Regions from separate parts of the Homo sapiens genome. Here region 1 is linked to region 2. Evidence: chromatin loops called from intact Hi-C (ENCODE). Cell type or tissue: GM12878. All regions are shown on one strand.

Region 1 (8,000 bases), 260 kb after region 2:
TTCTAATTGTATTCAGATTAATTTAAAGTTTGGCATCAGAAAACCAGAAGCTCGGACAGGAACTGAGACAGATACCTGTACAGCTTGTGCAGGTACCTTGATCCTTGAATTTGCTGCTTTAAGTCGATTCACAGGAGCAACAATATTTGAGGTTTGCTTTTTACGGTCTTTGATATCCTGGGTATTGGGCATAACTACCTTTATATCTTCTTCATTGGTTAAATATTAGGATTATTAGTTGGAGAATTACTGTTATTTTAGTGAACTTTTTGTCTAAATTCCTTTACATGGTTTTTAATTGTCAAAAACCTAGAACATTGTGAGAGAGCTATGTTAAATCCAACTTTGCATTTTGTTCACCAACTATGAAGTATATGTTTAGGTTTAGTCTTAGAAATTTTTTTAGCCATATTACTTAAATGAATTTGATGTCTCCTTGATATCATAAATGTCTTACGAAATACTATGTCCCTGTGTTTTATTTGTTAGACTTCCATATTGCACTTCTGAAAGTTCTGAAACCTTCACTAATCTTCTAAAACACAGTGAAATTTTTGTTCTTAAGTCTTGATTGAGACTGTAATCTGTAAATTTGTTTACTGCAAGGGAAATGTTATTCATTATCCAAAAGACTTAATATCCCCACATAGTTGTGGGCTAGCTATGTCTCTCATTAAAAAAATCTAATTATTTAAGCATGTCATTGGAGTGCAGTGGTAACACAAAGCACCCTCTTTTTCAAGCATATGACTTAGGTTAATGTTTAAAAATTCAACAAATGGCAAACAGAACAAGCAGAAATAGGGACTGTATAGTAGCATTACAGATACTAGATCTGAATGTAAAGAAAACAAATTGACTTTGTATGTATGTATGCCTTTGAATGTATGTCTGTATGTTCAAATGTCTCAAGGACAGATTTATCATGTTTGGTTGGTTAATCTTTTAAACTTAAGGTTTTGCTCTATATCTTGTTCACTAATATTTTCCCTTCATTAAAAAGTGTGGACACTTTTGCATACTTTAATAACTACACTCTCAGATATTGATGCAGTTACAGGTGAGGAAAATAAGGCTCAAAGAGTATGACAGACCTGCACAGCTGGTAGATGATGCATGGAGTTGGAATTAGAATCCATGTCTTTCTGAATTTGAAACCCATACTCTTTCCAGTGGGCTATTTTGTGTTTATTAATAAATCTGTTGAAAGTCATGATTTAAAAAAAAAAATTCTTGAATACGCAGTAATTTGTTGTCAGAGAAGATGCAGTTGACAAAGCATTGATATAATACAGGGTTGGCAAACTGCAGTCTGTGAGCAAAGTGCAGCCACTGCCTGTTTTTATAAATAAAGCTTTATTGGAACACAGCCATGCTCAATTGTTTGTTTTTATCTGTGCCTACTTTGGTGCTACAGTGACAGAGTTGAGTAATTGTGCCATTTACTGTGTGACCCATAGCGCTTAAAATACCTGGTTCTTGTCCGAAAAGGTTTGCTGACCCTTGGTCTAATATATATAAAGAGATCTGAATTCTCATATTATTTTTTTGTCCTGTAATTCAATTTTAAACTCTAGCTAATCTTGAATTTCACTAGGCCTGTTTTCTTAGCTGTAAAATAAGACTAGGGAAATCTTTTTGAAGTTTCCTGGCTCTGAAATTCTGCCATTTAATTAAAATTATAACCTGCTTTGTGTTTAAGAGAAATCAGCATAGTTTGAGTAAAGAATTATAACTATTTTACACTCTGTAATCTGCCAAGTGACAAATGGGTTTAATGACTTTTTCTTTTATAGAAGTCCTTCTGCAGTGCTAAATAGGTTCATGCTCTGAAATTAATTTAGAAACCTGCCTGTACTTGCCCTTTGCATTTATATTTTGTAACATCTTTTCATCCAAAGCCAAAAATTTGTTCACAACTCATTTTATTTAGTGTCTAGTAGATAAAATAAATGAGAAAAAGACAAACATGTCATAAGGTTACAAGTTTGTTGTTATCAAATATTTGGTAGCCTAATTGATTTAATAGCTTTTTACTAATGAACTTGCTTACCATTTAAAAAGTAGGATCTGAAATGACTTTCAAAGATAGCATACTACCTTTGAAATTCTCTTCCAGTTTTCTAAATAAGAGTATCTAGGGAGATTTTTACTTTGCCTTTAAGTGGTAGAAATTACTTTAACAAGTATATCAATTATGTAAGCAATTAATATAATTTAATAATACATGTGTGTGAATATGAACTTGTGCTACAAGAGTAGATGAAATGAAGAAAAAACAAAAAGAGTAGATGAAAGTGAGCCATCAAAGTGAGCCTTCCTCTGAATAGTGTATTCAGAGTCTTTCCTAACTACACTGATTGGTTGAAAAAGAGCCAAGCTTTGAGTTTTAAGGAAATTTGTTTATAAATAGTTATCTTAGAAATTTAACCTAATTCTTAAAATATCCTATCGGCCTTTGAGTTTTGTTTGTTAGTTTCCTATTTGCCAAAGAGACTTAGTTCTTCAAATATGCACTTCTTTTTTTTTTTTTTTTTTTTAAATTACAGGAATATGCCAGAAAAGCTCTTGATTTTCTCTGGGAAAAAAGACAGCGAAGTAGTAATTTAGTGGGCGTGACTATAAATATTCATACTGGAGATTGGGTACGAAAAGGTATGTAAGTTAGGCTTTTTAAATCAAGCCTTTGCATCCTCAAAATGGTTGGGAAATAAAGAATTTTCATTTGTTAAAATAATCTTTGGGATACTATAAAGCATAGGTTCTCACAAGATTGCTGGAATTTTAATTAATTTAGCCAGATTTTCTTTTTTGATGCCAAATGTGACACACTTCTTCTACATGATTTAGTATTCTATTTCTTAATGGATATAGCATTATAGGTATAGGGTGTAGATGAAACGCTATAATTTATTTGAAAACTAGAGAACCAGATTTCTGCAGCCATCTCACGTCAAGGTGTGGTTTAGTAAGAATATGGGTTTAATAAATTCTTTTTTTCTCCTACCTCCAGAAATATAGTAGCTAAGAGCATAGACTCTGGGGTCATGTTGTTGGATTCAAGCTATGTGATCTTGGGAAACTTATTTAACCTCTGTGTGCCTCTCTATTCCATATCTGTAAAGTGGGCATATTAATAGTAATTAGTTGTTCTGTATGAGGATTAAATGAGTTAACCAAAGTAAAGTGCTTAGAACAGTGCCGGGCATGTACTACACTTACTATGAAGTAAGTGCCCAGTAACGAGATGTTAGTCCTTTTGATTAATAATTTTACTTCTGGGAATCTAGTCTGAGGAATAATACAAAACATAGAAAATTATTTGTTCCCAAGATGTTCCCATGCAATTATTTATAAATAGCAGAAAATTGGGAAACAGTCTAACCATCAGTAAAAAAAGCTAAGAAAATTATTTTACATCAGCGTTGGAATATTGTTATTAAAATAAATCAGGAGCATGGGAAGGAACATGTAACAATGTTATATGAACAAACAGGATATTGAATTGTACAAAGAACTGTGATTTTATCTTTATAAAACACCCTGATAAGCATAGATGAATGGAAATAAATTAGAATATTCTTAATGAAAGCATCTTTTTTATACATTTTCTCTATTTCTAAAAAGCTTATCTTGTTTATATGTAAAATAAATGGTAACTGCCTATATTTAAATAAATAAAAATTATAAAATTATTAATTCAAACATATTAAAATTATTACCTTTATTCAGTATTGTATAAAATTTTTCTGTGTCATCTAAATGACAGAAAAGAACTTTTGACTCTTCACAGTCAGTTATTTCAGTAATTCAGGGTGATACTGAGGAAGCTAAGAAATGACTAGATTTACCAGAACATTTGAAACTCAAGACAATTTCTTCCAAGTTCCTAAAAGCAAAATATTGAATGGCCACTGATGAAAAGTCATCTTGTGTATTCATTCACTGTTTTCTAGTATTTCACTGCTTATAACTGTCTGGTCTCATCTTGGTTATAGTTTAAAAATCAAATATTTTCCTACATCTGTGAATTAAATAGTACAGTGTGGTTACCATATCATACTTCAGCTGTTAAATTAAATCCATTATGTCATAACACTAAAAAGACTCATTTAAAAATGAAGATTTAAAATAACATAATATGTTGATTTAAATGTACCACTAGAAAAATGTTGTGTCTTACAATAGAAATGAAATGTATATAAATATGGGTAAAAAGACGAGTCACTAGTTTGAGATGAGAACTATTATTTTCATGGTAACGTACCAGCATGTATGTGCTTGTATAGCATACACATAAACAGAGAAGGCTTAATGCATTTATAATGCAAATACAAATGCATTAAATAGAAGTTTGATAGTGTATTATAAACCTAAGAGGAAAAATCCAGACTTGTATTTTTGATATTTTGTGCATCAACATATTGCTACAAACATGAAAACTGTGAAATTTTTAAAATCATTTCCTTGCAGTCATAGCATTGTACCATCTTCATTTTTGTCTAGAGTTGGTTCAGTTCTAAGTGGTCTAGACTCCACCTGCCTATCATTTTTTTTTTACTGGTTAAGACAGTAAAATAGGTGTTTTTTTGAATCTATAGGTTTCATTTTTGTGTTAGATAACATTTCTTCTTTTTAAGAGTAGATATTATTATTGTTCTTTAATTTTTCTTGACTTTGGTTCTTTTTTCCTTTTTAGGAAAAAGCAAAACAAGAGACTTCATCTTTAGATTTCCTCAAGATTTAAGTGAATTTACTATTCATTTATACATACCAATTTCTTAAAGAACACAAGATGCTTATTTTCCACCTAGTGAAACTAAGAGCTAATTAAACTATGAACTAGTTAGCAAATTATTTATTTTAAATATAATTATCTGTTCCAGGGCAAATCTAAACTGGTGTAGTCATATATATGCACAATGTTAATTTAATGCTAATCTAAGGAGTGCTATTTTTTTAAAAAAATTTAACGGTTTTAAAAAAATTTAATGAAAAATCACATTTGTGTTTCCATAGATAGTGGAGTTGGAGCAGGGATTGATTCATATTATGAATATCTGTTGAAAGCCTATGTCTTGCTTGGAGATGACAGTTTTCTGGAAAGATTTAACACAGTAAGTTGATACAATTTTATATTTTATAATCAACTTCATTTGAGTCCAGATTTTTATAGAAACTCCATTACCTGAATGACATTGTAAAAATAATTTTTAAAATGTGTAGTGGTTTTGTGTCAGTATTTCCTGATGATGTTGAACAGGGACAGCGTAAAAAGTGATATACATTCCAAAAAATCAGTTGATAAAGTAGTTTTATTTTCACCTTTTATCAGAAACTTTGCAGATCTGCCAATAAGAGATGTAATAGATTTGAGTTTTACCTAATCTTGTTTGTACAAGGATAAGAATTATTGAAATATGTTACTAGTTAGCTTTTTCCTTTGTATTTCAATTCTTTTTGAAATCTTGGAAGTTTGGCTTAGTCTTTGATTACACCAAGGATACAGGGCTTTGAAGACCTGGAGAAACTAGTGAGTATTCATTTCAAAAGCAAGTCTTAAGACTGGTTCAGAACCACAAGCATGTTTTTTTGGGAAAAGTGGGAGGATTATTGAACCCAATTGAATCACCTTTTTAACTGAAGCAAACTGAAATGAATATAGCAAACTCATCAGTTATATCACTATATTCTTTTTAAACTAATCTACCATTTCCTTGCTCACCTATCAGTTCATCCATGTTGTATGTATGAGACAGTATGACATGGTGATTAAAAGTATGGAGGAGAATGGCGTGAACCCGGGAGGCGGAGCTTGCAGTGAGTCGAGATCGCGCCACTGCACTCCAGCCTGGGCGACAGAGCGAAACTCCGTCTCAAAAAAAAAAAAAAAAAAGTATGGGAGATGTACTGGTTTAAATTCTGATTGTACCACCTACGGGTTTTGTGACTTTGGGCAAGTAACTAATATTATTTGCCTCTGTTTCTCATCTACAGAATGGGAGTACTAGTACTATTTATAGGGTTATTGGGAGGATTGAGTTTATGCATTCAAAGTGATTAGAGCAGTGCCTTTAACCTATGGCCAATATTCAATAATAGTGATTAAATAATAGGTAAATTTGCAAAAAAAAAATTAGTAAAAGTTAATAAGTCATTAATTGAATACTTTCTAAAATTATCACATAGATTGTTTATTAGATTATAACAAGAATTTCTTGAGGTAAATGGGGACAAATAACTATTTTTGTTGGCTTGTTATCACAACTCAACCTTTTGTCAAAGCTGAGAAATATCTAGGAGAAGAAGACAAAAGAAGGGAAAAAGAGTTTTCTAAGACCATAATAAGCTGAGATAGCAAACCATAAGAGTGGCAGCAGTGATTAGCTGCATTAGTTTAGATAGTAGTGAGCACCAAAATATTGTTAGCCGAGAAGGGATCAAACTTCCAAGATACAGGAAAAAGCAAATTCTGTAATACAGAAGCTGATAGCTATATTACAAGGGGACCTATGAGCATCAGTGGGCCGCAAAGTCATACCAACCACGGGCTAACGCCACAGGGCATAGAGATGTTCAGTTCCATTTTTCTCAGAAGGTCCTATATTACAGATAGTCTTTAATAGTCTGCATGTGAGTTAGAGGACATAAAGGAGTACATATATATTTTAGAAAGATCTCCATCTAAAATAACTTAAATATTTATATAAATTGGTAGTTATTTAGTGAATTTATATATAAATTCTAGTTTAATTTATTCACAGTGCTATTTAATGTGTTTAGAGTAGTACCTCTTTTTTCATCTAACTTTCATGAACACATGTTGTGATCTTTTAGCACTATGATGCCATAATGAGGTATATTAGCCAGCCACCTCTTCTACTTGATGTGCATATCCACAAACCAATGCTGAATGCTCGGACTTGGATGGATGCTTTGCTTGCCTTCTTCCCAGGCTTGCAGGTATAAAGAATTCTGTCTTCTTAATATGAATGTAAGATGATGATGTTAATTAGGCGCATTTTTGATCTTTAAAACTGAACTACAAAACATAGTTGCAGTTCAGAATTGTATTTGTATACATTTTTCTGTTTATGTAATGATTAGAGATAAAATCAGCTCATATTTTATTAGGTAATTTTATTGTTGTTGATTTCTAGGTGTTAAAGGGGGATATTAGACCTGCTATTGAAACTCATGAAATGTTATATCAGGTGATTAAAAAACACAATTTTCTACCAGAGGTAAGCAAATAATTTTTGGAATAATCTTACACACACACAAACACACACACACACACACGTACACATATACACTATAAGTTGCTAATATAAAGGTAGAAAATGTCATCTTCAAGGCTTGTTGGTTCTTTTTATTTTTTTCCTATTAAATAGTTTATTTTTGGTTTGTACAGTATTATATATGTTTTTGCTTTTCTTTGTGTGTTAAGAGAAGTCTGATTTAGGGTAATGCTGACATTTTTAAAATTTTATGTAAAAAAATTCCCAGCTTAGTTCTTCTCAACTCTTCCTAACTTATGCCATTGTAATATTCTCTCATTCTAACTCTTGTATGTACCTACCAGCTAGGGAGATTTTGTCACTTTTTATTTTCTAAAGCTTGTCTTATGAAAACAGTATATATTAGATATACTTTTGTTGTTCACACATGCCCTCTGGAAATGTATAGAATGCCATCTCTTCCTCATGCTGATTGAGAATTATTCTTCCTGATTTTTATACATCATATTAGTAATAAATATTCTTGCTAGCTTAATATGACAAGATTTTAATAGCATACTTTTTGGCTTCCCAGAAATGTACCGTTAAAAATTTCCAAATGTGTGTATGGCCTTGTTCTATCCCCGCTTATTGACTACCCTCTGTGAGATATCTAAGCATTCTACCAACTTAGAAGGGTTCCTAAAGTGTTTGTTTTGGAAAGTATAGTTTTATTAGCCTTCGGGTGAGTAGGACTGTGCATTGTAGAAAATTCATATC
Region 2 (8,000 bases):
TCTATCCAACTACGTTTTAGCATTTCCACTTGAATGTTTAATAAAAATTTCAGGCTTATTAAACCTGACAAAGTTGATTAAAAAAAATTTCAGACTTGACATGTCCAAAGCAGAGCTAATCATTTCCCCATTCTCCCAATTCATTTTCCAGAGTCTTCTCCATCACTGTAAATGGCATCTTCATTTGCCCAAATGCATCTAGCAGTAAGTCCTATAGGTACTTACAAATGTCTTGAGTCCAGCTACTGCTCGCCCTCTCTACTGTCAATCCTAGTCCAAGTGACAATCATTCAGCCTGGATTACTGGGGCAGTCTTCTAATTAGTCTCATGGCGTCATCTCTTCCCTTATCCAAGTCCATTCTCCACACAGTAGCCTGAGTGATTTTTCTAAAGTGAAAATTAGGTAATATGACTCCTTTCCTCAAAACCTTTTGAACAGTGTCTCATCACACCCTGTAAAAACCCACAACTAATTTTCCGGATACACAGTGTTCTACAGGGTTTGGTGTTGGCCCAGCTAACCTTGTCTCTGTTCATTTTCTTCTCCTCCTCATTCTGGTTGAAACACTATGGCTGTTTTATTTTCATGAAACACATCAAGCTTGTTTCCATCTCAGACCCTTCGTACTTGCATTTCCAATACCCTTCCTCCATACCTTTGCATGGCTGTCTCCTTGTCATTCAGGCCTCAGCAACCCTATGAGAGTCTTTACAGCATCCAGTTCTGAGTAATCTAAGTCAATTGTGTTTCTCTCCACCCTCCATCATTCTCCATCCCAATATTCTGTATTAGTATTTTTGTAGCATCATTTTATCAGGGCCTGCAATTATCTTATTCATTTACATGTTCATCACTTTTGCCACTGGAATATAAACTCCTTGAAGGCAGAGACTTTAACTGCCTTGTGCTCTGCTGTGTCCTCATTATCTGAAATAGTATACACTATTTGATAAATGTTTGTTAATTGATTTACTATTCCTTTCTCTGTTTTGGGCAGTCACTTTACCTTTTCTGGTCTCAGTTCCTTTACTATTAGGATGAGGAAGCTTGAAAAAGGGACACCTGAAAATTCCTTCTGGTTTAGTACACAATGGCCATGTTTTATTACCTACAGCAATAACAGAAAAACTCATGTTGCACCAGATTTGCGTCTGTTATAGAACACTCATTCGTTCAATAAACCTTTATTGAGCACTGACCATAAGCCTGGTGCTATTCCAGTCAGTGGATACCAAGCCATGGCAATAAAGATCATAGTGCATCTGTCTCAAAAAACCAAAACTAAACAAACACACAAACAAAAACTCCCCGACAAACAACAAAACCAAACAAAAAATCCCATTGAAAACCCAGAAAGTTGACACTGTCCTTGTTCTCCAGCTCGTTTTCTACTGATACTTTCATGATAGCTGTCTCAATATTGTTTAATTTATCTACACTGTGCTCTCTCTAAATTAAAGTTATTATAAATTAACGGTAATTTCCAAGAATTCTAAGATTAAATCATATAATTTACATGGCTGTAACTTCAATAACAGTATGTAAAACATGGCCGTTAAGGTTGCAAAATTTCTGCCAATCTGATTTAGTTCTAACCCAAAGTCTGCCATGTTTCCTAATTTAATTGCAGCATGACTTGAACTAGAAGTTAGAATTTTATGAATCTAGTTTTTTAAAAAATGAATAAAATGGGAGTAAGGTCGGACTATATTTACATATATTCAGATCATGAGGCGTGGAATCACTGCTAATTCTCTTGCCAAGATTTCAGCCAGCTGCTTTTAAATATAAATTGGAATTAGTGTATATGTGTAGTCAATAATTAATGAAATGTCTAGAATGAAAATAAATCAGTTTCAAAACTGACTATAGAGAATAACAAATGAATGAGAAAAGTAAATTGTTATATATTGTGGCAACTGCCATTTGTTGGCATGTGCTGCAAATCACTCATAGAAAATGATCTGCTTATATTTGCTTTTATCATTTATATAAAAGGATATAGTATAACTACAGAATATTTTAATCTTGCACACAAGCACTATATTTAAAGCCTTCTATTTGTCAAAATACTTTTTGTTGGGAAGACAGAAATCCAATTCACACTTGCTTAACAAACACAATGAGAGGATTTGTTTCATGTAACTGGGCAAACCAGGGCTCAACTAATGAGATATCATCAAAAAATTATTTTCTTTCAATCAAGGTCTGTCCTTCTGGTAGACAAATGTCCACTTGGTGGCTCAAGATTCCTATTCTACCAACTTATTGACCCCAGGGGAAAGCAACAGTTTTCTTCAATAACTACAGTAGAAAAATCCTGGGCAAGATCCTGATTAACCTAGTTTGGAAATAGACTACCATGATGTGTTTTGATGTTTAGATTACTCTTTCCTTCTTCTCCTTCAATACTGTTACTCTGGCAATGAGCTGATTTTAGCTAAATTTTACAAGGCATGCAATCTGATTATATGAATTCACCTTAAGATATTTAATATGATAGCTTTATAATTTGTAACCCAAATGAATTGATAATTGGTACAATGTCAAAATAGGAAAAAGATTTTAAGGCAGTATGGATGCAGATAATTTTAATTAGGTACAATAAGTCATGCCAATGTAGAAGAGCATATATTCCTTCCATAAACAAGGCATATAAATCGAGACATCTCTGCCTCACTCCCTACACCATTTGTGAGTGAAAATATTTAGAGGTATATGGGAAGGAATGCTGTGGGAGTGGTCTGTCCTTGGTTCAGGCAAAAAGGGGTACACTCTGTAGAGCACTGAAAAGCAATAATAAAACTAACTCAGCTTGCATTTTTTTAAATCACCATGTGCAGGAATTCTAAACAACATTAGTGACATAATACCCCACCCCACTTTGACGAATCAGTCCCACTGTTCCTACACGCCCTTGTGGTTCCACCACCAATACTTCTTCCCGGCTGGGTGCGGTGGCTCATGCCTGTAATCCCAGCATCTTGGGAGGCCAAAGCAGGTGAATCACTTAAGGTCAGGATTTCAAGACCAGCCTGGCCAACATAGTGAAACCCCATCTCTACTAAAAATACAAAAATTAGCTGAGTATAGTGGTGTGCACTCGTAGTCCCAGGTACTCGGGAGGCTGAGGCAGGAGAACTGCTTGAACCCAGGAGGAGGTTGCAATGAGCCGAGATCGTGCCACAGCACTCCAGCCTGGGTGACAGAGCGAGACCCTGTCTCAAAAAATAAATAAATAAAAACTTCTTCCCATCTCCCCATTCAAGCACAATAGAATAGAAATCAGAGCCCTGGCCTATTCTCGGCAACTACTGACACCTGCCTAAGAGAATTACTGTGCTGGCATTTTGCACCGTAAAGAGAAGAGGGAACGATGACTCTTAAGTCAAAAGAATGAAAAAAACCCTGTGCTTTACAAAATATAATTAATGTCAAAAATGTGTGTTATGAGCACATTTTGTGGGTACAAAGCTTACACATGTGTACAAGTTTGCATGTTAAAATACTAGAATTAGCCCCCTTAAATAAATTTAGCCGGAAAAGTTCTGTTCTCAAAGAGTGATTCACTTGTTAGCTGAGGAGAAAGAAGCTTGGATATTAATATTTGTAAGAAATCGCTGAATAATTCCAAACGACTGTTAAGCTAATCTAGATGTAGCAAAATGAATTTGATTTGGACCGGAGTCAGTGTTCTTTCCCACCCTGCCCAGTAGCTGTGGCCCCACGGGGAGCATCATCGGTGGCCCAGCAGGTGGCACTCTTCCCTTTGTGCACTAACACTAAACTAACTTCCCCAAATACAAGGTCCTTCAGAGCCTTGACTTCAGAAGAACCCATGTAATCTGTTTATCTTTGGCGGTAATATGGCTACAGTTTTCACAAGGGCAACTGTGCTGGTCTGGTATTTGTCAGATTTGAAAGACTGGTGCCTACACATCTAAACGTCTCCTTGGTTCTAGAGTTGTCATCCTTAGTTCCAAGCCTTTACTGGTTTCTGTTAAAATACTTGAACTTGTATTCTGTGTCTATGGTCTTATGCAAATACTAGAGGTTTATATATAATTGTGATGACTTACATTTGAAAAGCACATTGAGCAAGTGTTTCTCAACTTAAAAAATATCTGTCTTTTTCCAATAAAAATGCCGCACAGTCCTGGAATTCCTGCAACTTCAAGAGTCATTGATAAGCAGAAATTGGATTCCATCTTCAACATGTTACCTCTAGAAAAGATTTTATTCAGCTTGGCTTTCTATAGTTTGTATTATGAAGACAGTTATGTTTTGTTGTTCACATATACAATTAAAACATAGTAATACACATTTTCCCTTTCAAAATTGGTATTAATACCTGCCCCTGGGGAGTTTGATGTACTGGCCACAAAAGTATTATAACAAGCATATGAATAAAAAAGACTAGCACTGATAAAACAGTTAAAGTATCTTTTTATTTATCACTAGTTATATATTAGCTTCATTTAGAGAATGATAAATATGTAGGTATAGTCATATGTATTAAGTATATTACACATATGATCTTATCTAATTTTTGCAGATACCTATTTTGAAGATAAGGAATATGAAGCTTAGAAAATTTAAGTTATTTCCCAAGATCATGAGGCAAGCCAGTATCAGAATGAGGATTAAAGCCTAGTCTTTTCCACTGTAAATTTTGAGCCCCTAAGACAGATTGTATTAGATTATTATAACCATCTTTTGAGGCAGCTAGTAAGTAAACAAATTTATATATTTTTTAAAAATTTGTAAAATGACTTCCAAGTTAATCCATTTTGTATAAAAACCCTAGGTACAACAACCTATAAGAGATATTATTGATTAGGCTAGGCATTCTTTAGACATTACGTAAGGCTAAGAGGGAATGAGGAAAGATGAGAAGGTGGCAGAGACAAATCTGATTTTTAAATTTGCCTGCAGTTAGGTCAATATTCAGAAAAGAAAATCCAATATAGAGCACAGGGAAATATGTTTCCGAAAGAAAAATGTGTTTAATTTGCAATGTGTTTTACAGTAAAAGGGTTAATGTCTCTAATATAGATATAAAATGTTTCCATAACAATAAGGATAAGAAATCAATAGAAAAATGGAGAAGTACAAGAATAGGCAATTCACAAAGAAGGAACACATATGGCCAGAAAGCCCATGGAAAAAATATTCTTCCTCATTAAAAATTTCAAAATTGAGCAACAGAATATGACACCTATTTAGACACCCAAATTGACAAGTATTAATAATAATAATAATAATAATAGGCTAATTTTAAAAGATATTAAAATGTCCAGTGTAATATAGGGGTATGCAAATGAGAATTACACATTGTTAGTAGGTAGATGAATTAAGCTACATTTATACAGTGAAATACCATTGACCTAGAAATAAATATTTAGTTAAGTGGAAACATTCCATATGAAAAATTATGACACAGATTAAAGAATGTATAGAGCGCAACATCTCATTTTGGTGAATAAGTAATTCTAGTAAGTTTATATATACTTATAAATTATAATTATGCATGTATTCATAATTATATGTGAATCTGTAGGAATTTACACCAAACTGGTAATTGGGGCTATCTAAAGATATCGATGTTGGGATTTGGACATTTTTCTCCATTTTTCTTATTATTTATCTATATTTTCTAATTTTTTATAGTAAAACTTGGATTACTTACGTAAATAAACAAAATCAAGATTTAAGATAAAAGCATTATTATGGTTAAGAGGATGAACTCAAGTCAGACAAGCCCAGGTCACAGGTGATCTTAGATAAATTCCTAAAACTTCTTAACCTTGGTTTCCTCATCTGTGAAGTGATGATAATAATAGTGCTTGCCTTAGTGGGTTTTTGTGAAGATTAAATTAGTAATGATGTAAACTACCGTGTGCACTTATCAATTAATCAATTACAGAATTTCTACTGCTATATCACAAGGCTGTATAAGGTACTTGGAGAATTACAAAGAAGTTTGAAATAGTCTCTGCTCTGCAGGCAGTTAAGTAGATAGATTCCACTAACTCATATGAGACCATGGCAAACAAGGGCTTCATAGTTCTATGATGTGCAAGGGAATCCAAAACACACACACACACACACACACACACACACACACATTTTAAAGATGCTAAATGACTACTGAACTAATTCGAGCCTTTGGCAAAAAGGGTGAATTTATGGTATACGAATTATATCTCAGTGAAGATGTTTAAAAAGTAATCATTTTAGTGTGTGATAATTACCTTAAAGAAATGGTCTTAAGAGTATTTTAATACAAAATACAGATACAGTACAGAAACTAACATTGCAAAGAAAATTTTCTGAAGTAGCTGATTTGAATAATGTGAAATTGAATCTGGTTCATAAAGTTATTGAATTGCTTGGAGACTCATTTTTAGTGTGTGATTAATAAAATGATGCCCACATAGGATTTGCAAATATTAAATACTATGACTAAAATAATGAATTCCTTAATTTTTCCTGTAAACCACTGGGGGAAAAAGAACTTTGTTTGGAGGAAGAAAGGAAGCCGTAGCTCTTTCTTCATGTAACATCAATAAGTTTCAAGGTCCAATTAAAATTTCACCTTCTCTAGAAAATTGCTTTCCTTCCTCACTTTTGCCCTTTTTGATAATAATAATCCTAGCTTCCCTTTACTGAACACTCACTATGCTCTTGGGAATATGTCAAGTCATTCATAGACCTGATCAAACTTAATTTTGACAACAGTTCATGAGGTAAATGTAATTAGCTCCACTTAACAGATGAGACTGAGACAAGTAAGTTAAGCAACTTGACCAGGTCACATGGTTATTAATTAATTCAAAGCTGGAATTGCCAGGTTACAAACCTGCTAACCTGTAATCCTATGCTATATGAATCCATCTTTAAAAATATTTTATTCTATTTTTTTGACTTTTATTTTAATTTCAGGGGTACACGTGCAGGTTTATTCTGTAGAGAAATTACCTGTTGTGGGGGTTTGGTGTATATATTATTTTGTCACCTAGGTAATAAGTATAGTACCCAATTGGTAGTTTTTTTGTTTTGTTTTGTGTTTTTGAGACAGGGTCTTGCTCTGTTGCCCAGGCTGGAATGCAGGGGCACAATCTCAGCTCATTGCAACCTCTGCCTCCTGGTATCAAGTGATTCTCCCACCTCAGCCTCCAGAGTAGCTGGAACAATAGACACATGCCACCTCGTCTGGCTAATTTTTTTGGTATTTTTTGTAGAGATGGGGTTTTGTTTTGTTGCCCAGGTTGGTCTTGAACTCCCAGACTTAAGTGATCCTCCTGCCTTGGCCTCCCAAAGTGCTAGGATTACAGGCATGAGCCACTGTGCTTGGCTGATAGGTAGTTTTTTTATCCTAGCCCTTTTTCCACCCTCCACCCTCAAATAGGCCCTGATGTCTATTGTTCCCTTCTTTAAGTCCATGTGTACTCAAAGTTTAGCTGCCATTTATAAGTGAGAACATGTGGCATTTGGTTTTCTGTTCCTGTGTTAATTCACTTAGGATAATTGCCTCCAGCTCCATCCACTTTGTTGCAAAGGACATGATCTCATTCTTTTTTATGGCTGTGTAGTCTTCCATGGAGTATATGTACCGCATTTTCTTTATCTAGTCTACTGTTGATGGGCATTTGGGTTGATTCCATGTCTTTGGTATTGTGAATAGCACTGCAATGAACATATGTATGTATATGTCTTTATGGTATAGTGATTTATATTCCTTTGGGTAATATCCAATAATGGGATTGTTGGGTTGAATGGTAGTTCTAAGTTCTTTGAGAAATTGCCAAACTGTTTTCCGCAGTGGCTAAACTAATTTACATTCCCACCAGCAGTGGTAGCTTTTTTTTTTTTTTTTTTTTTTTTTTGAGACGGAGTCTCGCTCTGTCGCCCAGGCTGGAGTGCAGTGGCGCGATCTCGGCTCACTGCAAGCTCCGCCTCCCGGGTTCACGCCATTCTCCTGCCTCAGCCTCCCGA

What was found. A loop is a pair of places that touch in the nucleus more often than their neighbours do. Peaks named below come from ENCODE experiments on the same cell type or tissue, not always from the same donor. Only the 100,000 strongest peaks of a DNase experiment are listed, where the experiment ranks them.
Region 1: a loop joins it to region 2, with 2.9 times the contacts of the local background. A loop is called at or near these places in 2 of 110 quality-filtered maps.

The regions. Positions count from the first base shown.
Region 1 is chr1:184,718,406-184,726,405 of GRCh38, reverse strand. EDEM3 (ER degradation enhancing alpha-mannosidase like protein 3) reads left to right here. Exons shown (of 20, transcript NM_025191.4): 7 at 17-151; 8 at 2,550-2,655; 9 at 5,020-5,117; 10 at 6,838-6,963; 11 at 7,161-7,244. Among named protein-coding and RNA genes, the nearest start is that of EDEM3, 32 kb to the left of the region's middle. In GM12878, no CTCF peak of the experiment used is centred here; no DNase peak of the experiment used is centred here.
Region 2 is chr1:184,978,087-184,986,086 of GRCh38, reverse strand. No RefSeq gene overlaps it. Among named protein-coding and RNA genes, the nearest start is that of NIBAN1, 7.6 kb to the right of the region's middle. RefSeq lists a silencer at 3,686-3,805. In GM12878, a CTCF peak has its summit at 3,747 (motif pointing right); a DNase peak (open chromatin) is centred at 3,846.